2 separate regions of the Homo sapiens genome follow, and region 1 is linked to region 2. A link is a contact called in ENCODE Hi-C or POLR2A ChIA-PET data. All regions are on one chromosome and are shown on one strand. Each heading gives the region's core, a stretch centred on a gene start or an enhancer-like site at or near the end of the contact. The rest is flanking DNA. Distances are from core to core; before and after follow the strand shown. Region 1 holds the start of TRIM2 (tripartite motif containing 2). Region 2 has its middle 88 kb from the start of TRIM2.

Region 1 (4,338 bases), core at 674-3,173, 88 kb before region 2:
GAAGTCAATCTCTGACTTACAGCACAAAGTTAGACAAAGTTACACAGCTTGTAATCTACCTGAGGAAGGATCGTGAGAACTTCTCATGGATAGCCAGCTAGTCAGAAGCACAAGTGACAACCTTCAGCCTGCAACTGGCCTCTGAGGTCGGGGCAGCCTGGTAGGACTGAGCCCTTAAACCTCAGGGTCTGCACTCACTGCAGTTAGTGTCAGAATTGAGTTAAACTGTGGGACACCTACTTAGGTGGGAAGGTGAGAATGCATTGACCTGACCAAATGGGATTTGTGAGGCCTGCGGTGGGCCTGGAGGGTGAATGATGCACACCTGTCCTTTCCCTTTGGAGCCTCCACCCCACCTGGGAGAGTCAAAAGTTCACTGGCAGAGTCAGAATTTCCATTCCTTGTCAGGACCTCCTCGTGGGGTGACTCATCCCTCTCCAGGGCTCTAGGACCGCACCAGGAGAACCTGGCCTCACTTAGAGACTGCCTGTTTTCATACAATGGGTTCAAGCATTCATGTTGCTTGGCGTCAAATTCATTTGAAAAACACCCTTTGTATTCTGACTTAATACCTCCAGGATCCGCAAACAGCATGGTGGCTTTAAACAAGGTGTACCTAGATAATAGATACAAGTTGAGGGAATTTGGAGAGGTGGGGAGACTTTCAAAGCATTAAATGTATTAAAGTCCCATGGTTCACCTCTAGCTTTATGTAAAAATTAAACCTCACCTTTTCATTTTATCAGGCTCCTGTCGATAACAAACACAAACCGCAAGTTCACTGACTCCACACCACGGGGCTCACCAGAAACTTATCTGATCAAAGCTGCCGTAGGTGATTCTTTTTTTCAGCAGGAGGAGGAGGACTTTCTAAAGCAACTCCCAGGACTCGAGATGTTGTAGCCCCCTCCCCACCTTACAGGTCGCAATGACAGCACAACCCTTTCCTTGCCCTTTGCGCACCCCGTGAGCTACGACAGGTGCCTCACTGAGCACCGAATGGGCCAGCCAAGAGATAAAGCAGGCACCAAAGACCGGTGCCTGAGTGGTTTTCCACCCTCACCCATTCACACCCCGGAAACCAGCAAGCACCCCGAGGTGTGGCTGGCTGAGCCCACATCAGGCTTCACCCCCGACTCACATGGCGTCCCCAGGCTCTGCTGACTTCTCACTTGGGTAGTCAAGGACAAACGCTCTATTCACCTGGGGCTATTTCTTCATTCCACAGTCGCACGGCAGAGGGACATAGTACCCTTTGAGCACTTTTATGGGGCAGTAAAACTTTACAGTCTCCTGTCTGCTCTAAACTGTTCCCACATTTCTGAATAGACCTATTTATAACATGCAAGACTACTACAGTTTGCCCTTTGAAAATACTAGCAGATATTAGGTCCTTTCAAATGGGGTCGACTGAGTTACATCGGCTAGCAGCTGGCTTACAGAAACCCCGGAGAGGCCCAGCTAAGCTCCTGACTGTGACTACCTATGTTAGGAAATAAAACAGCATTTGAGTCTCACAACATCACTGGAACTGGCCTTATGCTTTGCCACATTCATGTTGCTTTGGTGTCAAATCCAGCTGTGTCTCTCCCTCGATTTTTTGCTTCCTTACTCCCTTCCTGCCTGGATTAACAGAGCTCACTGTGAGCTTTGTCAGCAAATCCCAGTCTTTTCCTTCCCTCTTCTGCAGGGAAAAAATTAAAACCAGGAAAAAGTAGCAACCCAATCACAACTTGTTTCTCCCAGCCCCGGATTAACCAGCTGGCCCAGAAAAAGAATTATCCCACATTGAGAAGCGTCCTTACCTGCGTTCCATAACGGCCACTCCTGTGCATCGAAGACCAGAGCCAGCCTCCTCCAATCTGGGGACTTAGCTCCCCGCAGCCCGCAGACAACTGGGCCCATTATAGTCATCAAGCTGCCGAGTTAAAGGGTGGCCCTTACTAAAATATAAACAGCTAGTCAGCACAAGCCAAAGGGGCGGGGCTACAGTATCAGGGGACAATGAGAGCCAATGATCAGCCTCTTTGGGCTCTGTTTGCTTAAGATATTGTGTTTCATTCCGAAGTAGGGGAGACGGGAATGAGAAACACTGAAGAGTAAGGGCTGAGTTATCATCTTTACAGCCCCCAGTAGGAAAAGCGTCCAAGTTGAAAAGTTTAAATCACTGCCCACAGAAGACCAATTTCAGGAAAGTGTTTGTAGACTGCACACATAATAATATGTATTTTTAAAGCCACAGATATTTATGTTGCATTAGCTATCTGTTGTCTTCCGGGGTTAATAAATGTGGTATTCATGAGGTCAACGGGAGTTTTTCAACCAAAGAACAAAGGCCAAGAAAGTTAGTTTGATGACATGCTTATTTTATTGAATATACTATCTGATCAGGAGCACTCACCTCATCTACAGAGCAAACACTTGTTTGATTGGCACATCTTTATTTTATTTATTTATTTATTTATTTATTTATTGAGATGGAGTCTCGCTCTGTTGCCCAGGCCGGAGTGCAGTGGCACAATCTTGGCTCACTGCAACCGTAGCCTCCTGGGTTCAAGTGATTCTCCTGCCTCAGCCTCCTGAGTAGCTGGAATTACAGGAATGCACCACCACACCTGGTGAATTTTTGTATTTTTAGTAGAGACGGGGTTTCGCCATGTTGGCCAGGTGGGTCTTGAACTCCTGGCTTCAAGTGATCCGCCCGCCTTGGCCTCCCAAAGTGCTGGGATTACAGGAGTGTGCCACTGCGCCTGGTCTACTATTTTTTTTTTTTTTTTTGAGACAGAGTCTTGCTGTGTTGACCAGGCTGGAGTGCAGTAGTGTGATCTCAGCTCACTGCAAGATTGGTACATCTTTAGAACCCAGAGATATGGATTTATTGTATGCCCAAGTCAGCAAAATGGCTCACATTTGATGTGTTTATGTTCTTCTTCGTGTGTGTGTGTGTGTGTGTGTGTGTGTGTGTGTGTGTAGAGATGTGGGTCTCACTATATCACCCAAGGTGGAGTGCAGTGGCTATTCACAGGCACAATCATTGTGCACTGTAGCCTCAAACTCCTGGGCTCAGGTCATCCTCCTGCCTCAGCCTCCCTAGTAGCTGGGATTACAGGCTTGCACCTATAATCATGCCAGACCATGAGCATTTCATTTGATCAAACATATCAGAAGTTCAGTATATTTGGAAGAAGGCAGGAGAGCCGTGGCTTCTTTCTGTCTCCCAAACTTAACTAAATTCCACTTTTTTTTTTTTTTTTTTTTTTTTGAGATGGAGTCTCGCTCTGTCACCAGGCTTGAGTGCAGTGGCACAATCTTGGCTCACTGCAACCTCCACCTCCCAGGTTCAAGTGATTCTTGTGCCTCAGGCTCCTGAGTAGCTGGGACTACAGATGCGCACCACCACGACCAGCTAATTTTTGTATTTTTAGTAGAGACAGGGTTTCATCATGTTGGCCAGGCTGGTCTCAGTCTCTTGACCTCGTGATCTGCCCACCTCGGCCTCCCAAAGTGCTGGGATTACAGGTGTGAGCCACCGCGCCCGGCCTTAAATTCCCCTTTTAAAGCTATTACAGCAGCTTAACCTTCCAATGCCCTTTGATAATAACCAAGAACCAGAAAGTAAACTGTAGGGCTTTTTTTCCTTATATGATTTCTTTTTTTTTTTTTTTTTGAGACAGAGTCTCGCTCTGTCACCCAGGCTGGAGTGCAGTGGCGTGATCTCGGCTCACTGCAAGCTCCGCCTCTCGGGTTCAGGCCATTCTCCTGCCTCAGACTCCCGAGTAGCTGGGACTACAGGCGCATGCCGCCATGCCCGGCTAATTTTATTTATTTATTTATTTATTTTTTAGTAGAGTTGGGTTTCAGCCAGGATGGCTGGATCTCCTGACCTCGTGATCTGCCCGCCTTGGCCTCCCAAAGTGCTGGGATTACAGGCACGAGCCAACGCGGCTGGCCTCCTTATATCATTTCTAAATAATACACTGAAGTAAAAATAAAGTTAAGAGTTGTTTGGTTGATTGTGTGGCATTGCATAAATTATAGGCATACAAACTGTGAAAAGTACAGTCATTACATTTGAAATAGTTTCATCATTTATAAAGTGATATAGTAGTTATCAAAATGAACACAGTAGTTGTCAAAATGAATTATCAGAGAAAAATGTTGAAACGTATTTATTTTCCGCAAACTTTTTCTCAAGCCCTTCTGATTATAAAAATAATAATCCCCAAATGCCATCCTTTCTAATCTATATTAGTTTGAAAATGTTTATGATTCTGCCACTGGTGTTTAATTTGTATTAAAGTAAAATTCCTCCAGAACCTTTTCTAAATGATGTATGAG
Region 2 (4,240 bases), core at 874-3,373:
CTTAACCCTCTGGGAATGCAGCCCAGTAGGTCTCAGCCTCATTTTACCCAGTTCCTATTCAAGACAGAGTTGCTCTGGTTCAAACGCCTCTGACAGGAGGATCACATGAGCTTGGGGAGTCGAGGCTGCAGTGATCCTAGATAGCACTACTGCATTTTAGCCAGGGGGGACAGAGTGAGACCCTGTCTCAAATTAAAAAAAAAAAAAAAAGGAAAAAATGAAAAATATGTTCTACCTCATTAGTAATCAAGGAAACGCAAATCAGCATAACCATGAGATGGCATTTCATCCCTATCGAACTGGCAAAAATGTTAAAAACCTAAAACCAAGCACAGTATTGGCAAGGATGTGGGTAAATGTGGAGCCTCATTGAGCTCTGGCGGGAATATAAATGGCACCATCACGTGGGAGAGCAATTTGTCATCTAAACAGCAAACATGGAAAATGGAAAGTGCTAATCAGTAGGAAACTGGTTAAATAAATCGTGGTGATATTCATATATTGGAATGTCATACAAATGAACAAAGTAGATGTACATGTATCAATATAGATAGATTTGAAAATACTGCAAAATAGGTATAAAAGGCACATGATGGATATATATAAACTATATATGTGTTTATAAAAACACTGAACAACAGTATATATTTTGAATTTATAAAACCATTGGTAAAAGGCACATACCAGTTTCAGGATCATCACTTCTGGATAGAAAGGAAGGGAAGGAGATAAATGGGTTGAAAGTGAGGACTTCAACTGTATCTATAAAGATTTAGATTGATTGAAAAATGTTAAAATGTGTTCAATGTTGGAGGTCGAAACATGGGCATCTGTGTTTTGTTTCTGTTTTTGTTTTTTAGTGCTTTTTTGTGTGTGTTTGAAGTCTTTTTTTTTTTTTTTTTAAGAGTGTCTAGGAAGTGGTCAGGGCTAATTCCAACCACTTCATAAATTGTAGGAAATTGGAACTAGAAGACCCTTCAGCTCCATCTATTCAGCTCCCTTATCTTAGAAGACAGAAAACAGTAGGGCTAATGTTTATGTTTATCTATCATCTGTCTGTCTATCTATCTATCATCTATCTATCTATCATCTATCTATCTATCTATCTATCTATCTATCTATCTATCTATCTATCTGTCTATCTATCTATCTAATGCAATTTATAGATGGAAAATTTCCTGATTATTTTCTGGCATATATTTTGCACATAGTAGGCAGTCATTCAAATACTTGTGAAATGGAGGCTGGGCGGGGTGGCTCATGCCTGTAACCCTAGCACTTTGGGAGGCCAAGAGAGGCAGATAACATGAGTCCAGGAGTTCAAGTCCAGCCTGGGCAACATAGCGAGACCTTGTCTATATAAAAAATACAAAAATTAGCCGGGTGTGGTGGCATGCACTTGTGGTCCCAGCTACTCAGGAGGCTAAGGTGGGAGGATTGCTTGAGTCTGGGAGGTGGAGGTTGCAGTGAGCTGAGATCCTGCCACTGCATTCCATCCTGGGTGACACAATGAAACCCTTTCTCAAAAAAACAAAAACAAACTTGTATAATGGATAGGCACCCCCAAAAGTGTCCACGTGCTGCCTATTGCATTCATTTGCTCATCACTTACCTTGCAGGTGCATAGACTGAGGCCTGTGGCTTCAAATCATGTCACTGCTCTGATGCCTACGTCTACTCTGAACTAGTGGTTTTTAAATTAGAGTGTCATCTGCGAACTTAATAAAACTGCAATTTCTTTGGTTTTAATGCCAAAGACACTGATTTGGTGGATGGAGGTGGGGTGGATGGAGGTGGGGTGGAGGGAAGTGGGGGAGGTGGGCTGATTTGGGAGGTGGCGATGGAGTTATTTTAATGTGCACTTCAGATGTTGCTAATGTGCTGGCCTGCAGACTGCGCTCTGAGAACAGCAGCTCCAGCGTCTTGGCCACCTTCACTAAATACTTGCCTTGGTTTCCTCTTCTTTAAAAAAAAAAAGAAAAGAAAAGAAACCAGGGGAAAAAGGAGGCCTGGCTTACTGCTGGTGAACATGAAACCTCAGAAACCAGGGCAAGGCTCATCACCCAGCTTCGTGGAAAAAAATACCAGCCTAGTCGCCAAAATGAAAGTAGATTACCTCTGTGGCTAAAAACGGAAGCGGCAAGTTTCCACTGCAAGTGCCAGGGTTGGTAGAGAAATGGTAAGGCAGTGCTTAAGAAAAAGGAGTCCAGTCTTTCTCCCCCCTACCACCCCACCTCCCATCTTGATGGGCAGAGGGAGAAAAACAGGAGGAATCCAGCTGAGAAAGTCCCTGATTTATTAACAACTGTGTACTGATGACTAATCACTTACTAATGTTTGCAAAGTGCTTGGAGCCTTTCTATAAAAAGGGGACAAAATGTGGGCAACATATTCATAGTTATGACATCAAAGAAGAGGCCCAGCAGGAACATGAAGATGGCCGCTGACATGCCACATGCAGAACTTGCTAGCAGGACAGACAGACAGGACAGACTGGTGGCCAGAACTTTGGAATGGCATAATTAAACATTGTGCCACCCTGCCTCCCTCCCCTGCTCCATTCACGTTCCCTTCCCAAAGCCCCAGAGTCTGTAACAGCCAACAGGTCCAGTGTTGTCTTGCTGAACAGCAATGAGAGCTGCGGACCCTCAGGATGAGCACCATGGGCGGCCGTCACCTCTGCAGCCACCCAGAGTGACACCTGATAAGTCTTAAGGGTGCAGTCAAAATGGCCCATTGCCTTTCCCCCTCCTGGGAAGCCAGGGCACAGGCACCGACCCTAGTGAAGCAGAGTCAGGGATGAGAGGAGGAGGCTGTTTTTCAGGCAGTGACAACGATGGCAGCAGGCAGTGATGACGTCCAGAGTCTGGTGTGCACAGGTTCTAGGGTATGGTTTTGGTTGGGGCTGACCTCAGGGCTCCCTTTAGTCCCGCAGTTTTTCAGTCTTCCCAGTGGCCCTGTGAGCTACCCAGTACTCTTTCAGTCCATTTTTTCTACTTGTAACACCCAGAGCTTGGTGTCCATTGCTTATATCTACGAGCCCCAGCTGACTCACCAACGCCTCAGAGGAGGGAAGAGTTCCAGGCAAAGCAAACTACCCAGTTAAAAAAAAATCCTCACAGTTTCAGAGACGATAACGTCAGGAGCTTCAAAGCCTCGTTTGTTATTGTGGTGAATGGGCATCAGAGCTCTCTATACTTTTAAGAAGTGGCACACGCCTTTTGGCACAGCATTTCCCGGTCTATGACTTTATCTCCAGAGACACTCCCACAAGGACTATGCTAGCTGTTGGGCATGACTGCAAGTGAGATGGTGGCACCATTTTCTGAGGACCGATGGAGGGAACCAGTTGGGTGGTGGGGAGGGGGTTGGGGAGATCAAGGGTGACATTTAGGAAATGTTAAATTTCAGATGCCCCTGAAATACCTAAAGAAGTCACCAAGGAAGGATACGGAGGGCTTAAGAGTCTAGATTCAAATGAAAAAATAAATTTGGAATTCATCAGCAAATGGATGGTGTTTAAAGCTAAGAATGAAAAATACATCGACAGAGAAGAATAAGAGGTTGTATCTAGAGGTCAGGGAGAGGGCGACCTAGTGAGGAAGGTTGATTAGAAGTGTCTGGTGGGATAAGAGAAAAATCTATTTGCTGTATCATGGGCAATGAGAGAGGAGAGGGGTCTAAGAAGAGGGGGTGGGCAGTTGTGTTTCACCTTACAGCCTTCTCCTCTGTCAATTTCTTTCTTCTAGGTGTTTTTATAATAGACAAAGTTGGGTTTGACAGCATGGAGCTTATCGATGCCCTTGACACAGAGGTCACTGACACCCTTGACAAAAGGAGTTTCGGGGGAGTGGAGAAGCCAGAAGCCAGACTGGAGGAGACTGAAGAGTAGGTGAAGAAGCAGAAGGAAGGATGGGTGAAGCCAAGATGTTAGTGTGCAGACCGCTTGTGGGAGAAGTTTTGCTATGAAACAGGATGGGGAAAGGGAGGGAACACTGAGAGTCTGTCGAGCCACAGAAAGACTTCTTCTAATGAGAGATTCCAGCACGTCTTTGTGTGTGAGTGGAAATGATTCAGTGGAGAGAAGATCGAGGGTGCAGGAGGAGATAACTGGAGGAAGGAAGTCCTCCTTCATTCAACCAACACCAAGAGCTTCCCATGCCAGGCATCGTTTGGGTGTGAGCCACAGAGCACCAAGTGGCCTGGGCAAGGCTGCCTCTCTCAAGAGCGCCTGTGCTGG

The links. Hi-C counts contacts between places; a loop is a spot of excess contacts on that map. ChIA-PET counts read pairs that join two places held with the same protein, here RNA polymerase II (POLR2A). Pooled maps may share reads with other maps.
Region 1: a pooled map shows a loop between it and region 2 (4-fold over the local background). The contact joins the promoter of TRIM2 here to the enhancer-like site in region 2. A Hi-C loop is called at or near these places in 4 of 50 pooled maps. POLR2A ChIA-PET finds 5 or more read pairs at or near these places in 3 of 52 experiments (H1, WTC11 and activated CD4-positive, alpha-beta T cell).

Annotation. Positions count from the first base shown.
Region 1 is chr4:153,202,028-153,206,365 of GRCh38, reverse strand. It overlaps TRIM2 (tripartite motif containing 2), which reads right to left and starts at 1,923. Exons shown (of 12, transcript NM_015271.5): 1 at 1,806-1,923. The coding sequence starts at 1,835. RefSeq lists an enhancer at 1-372.
Region 2 is chr4:153,113,879-153,118,118 of GRCh38, reverse strand. No RefSeq gene overlaps it. Among named protein-coding and RNA genes, the nearest start is that of TRIM2, 88 kb to the left of the region's middle. Within about 2 kb of position 2,123, at least 16 of the 41 ENCODE cell types and tissues checked have a DNase peak (open chromatin) inside an H3K27ac peak, as active enhancers do.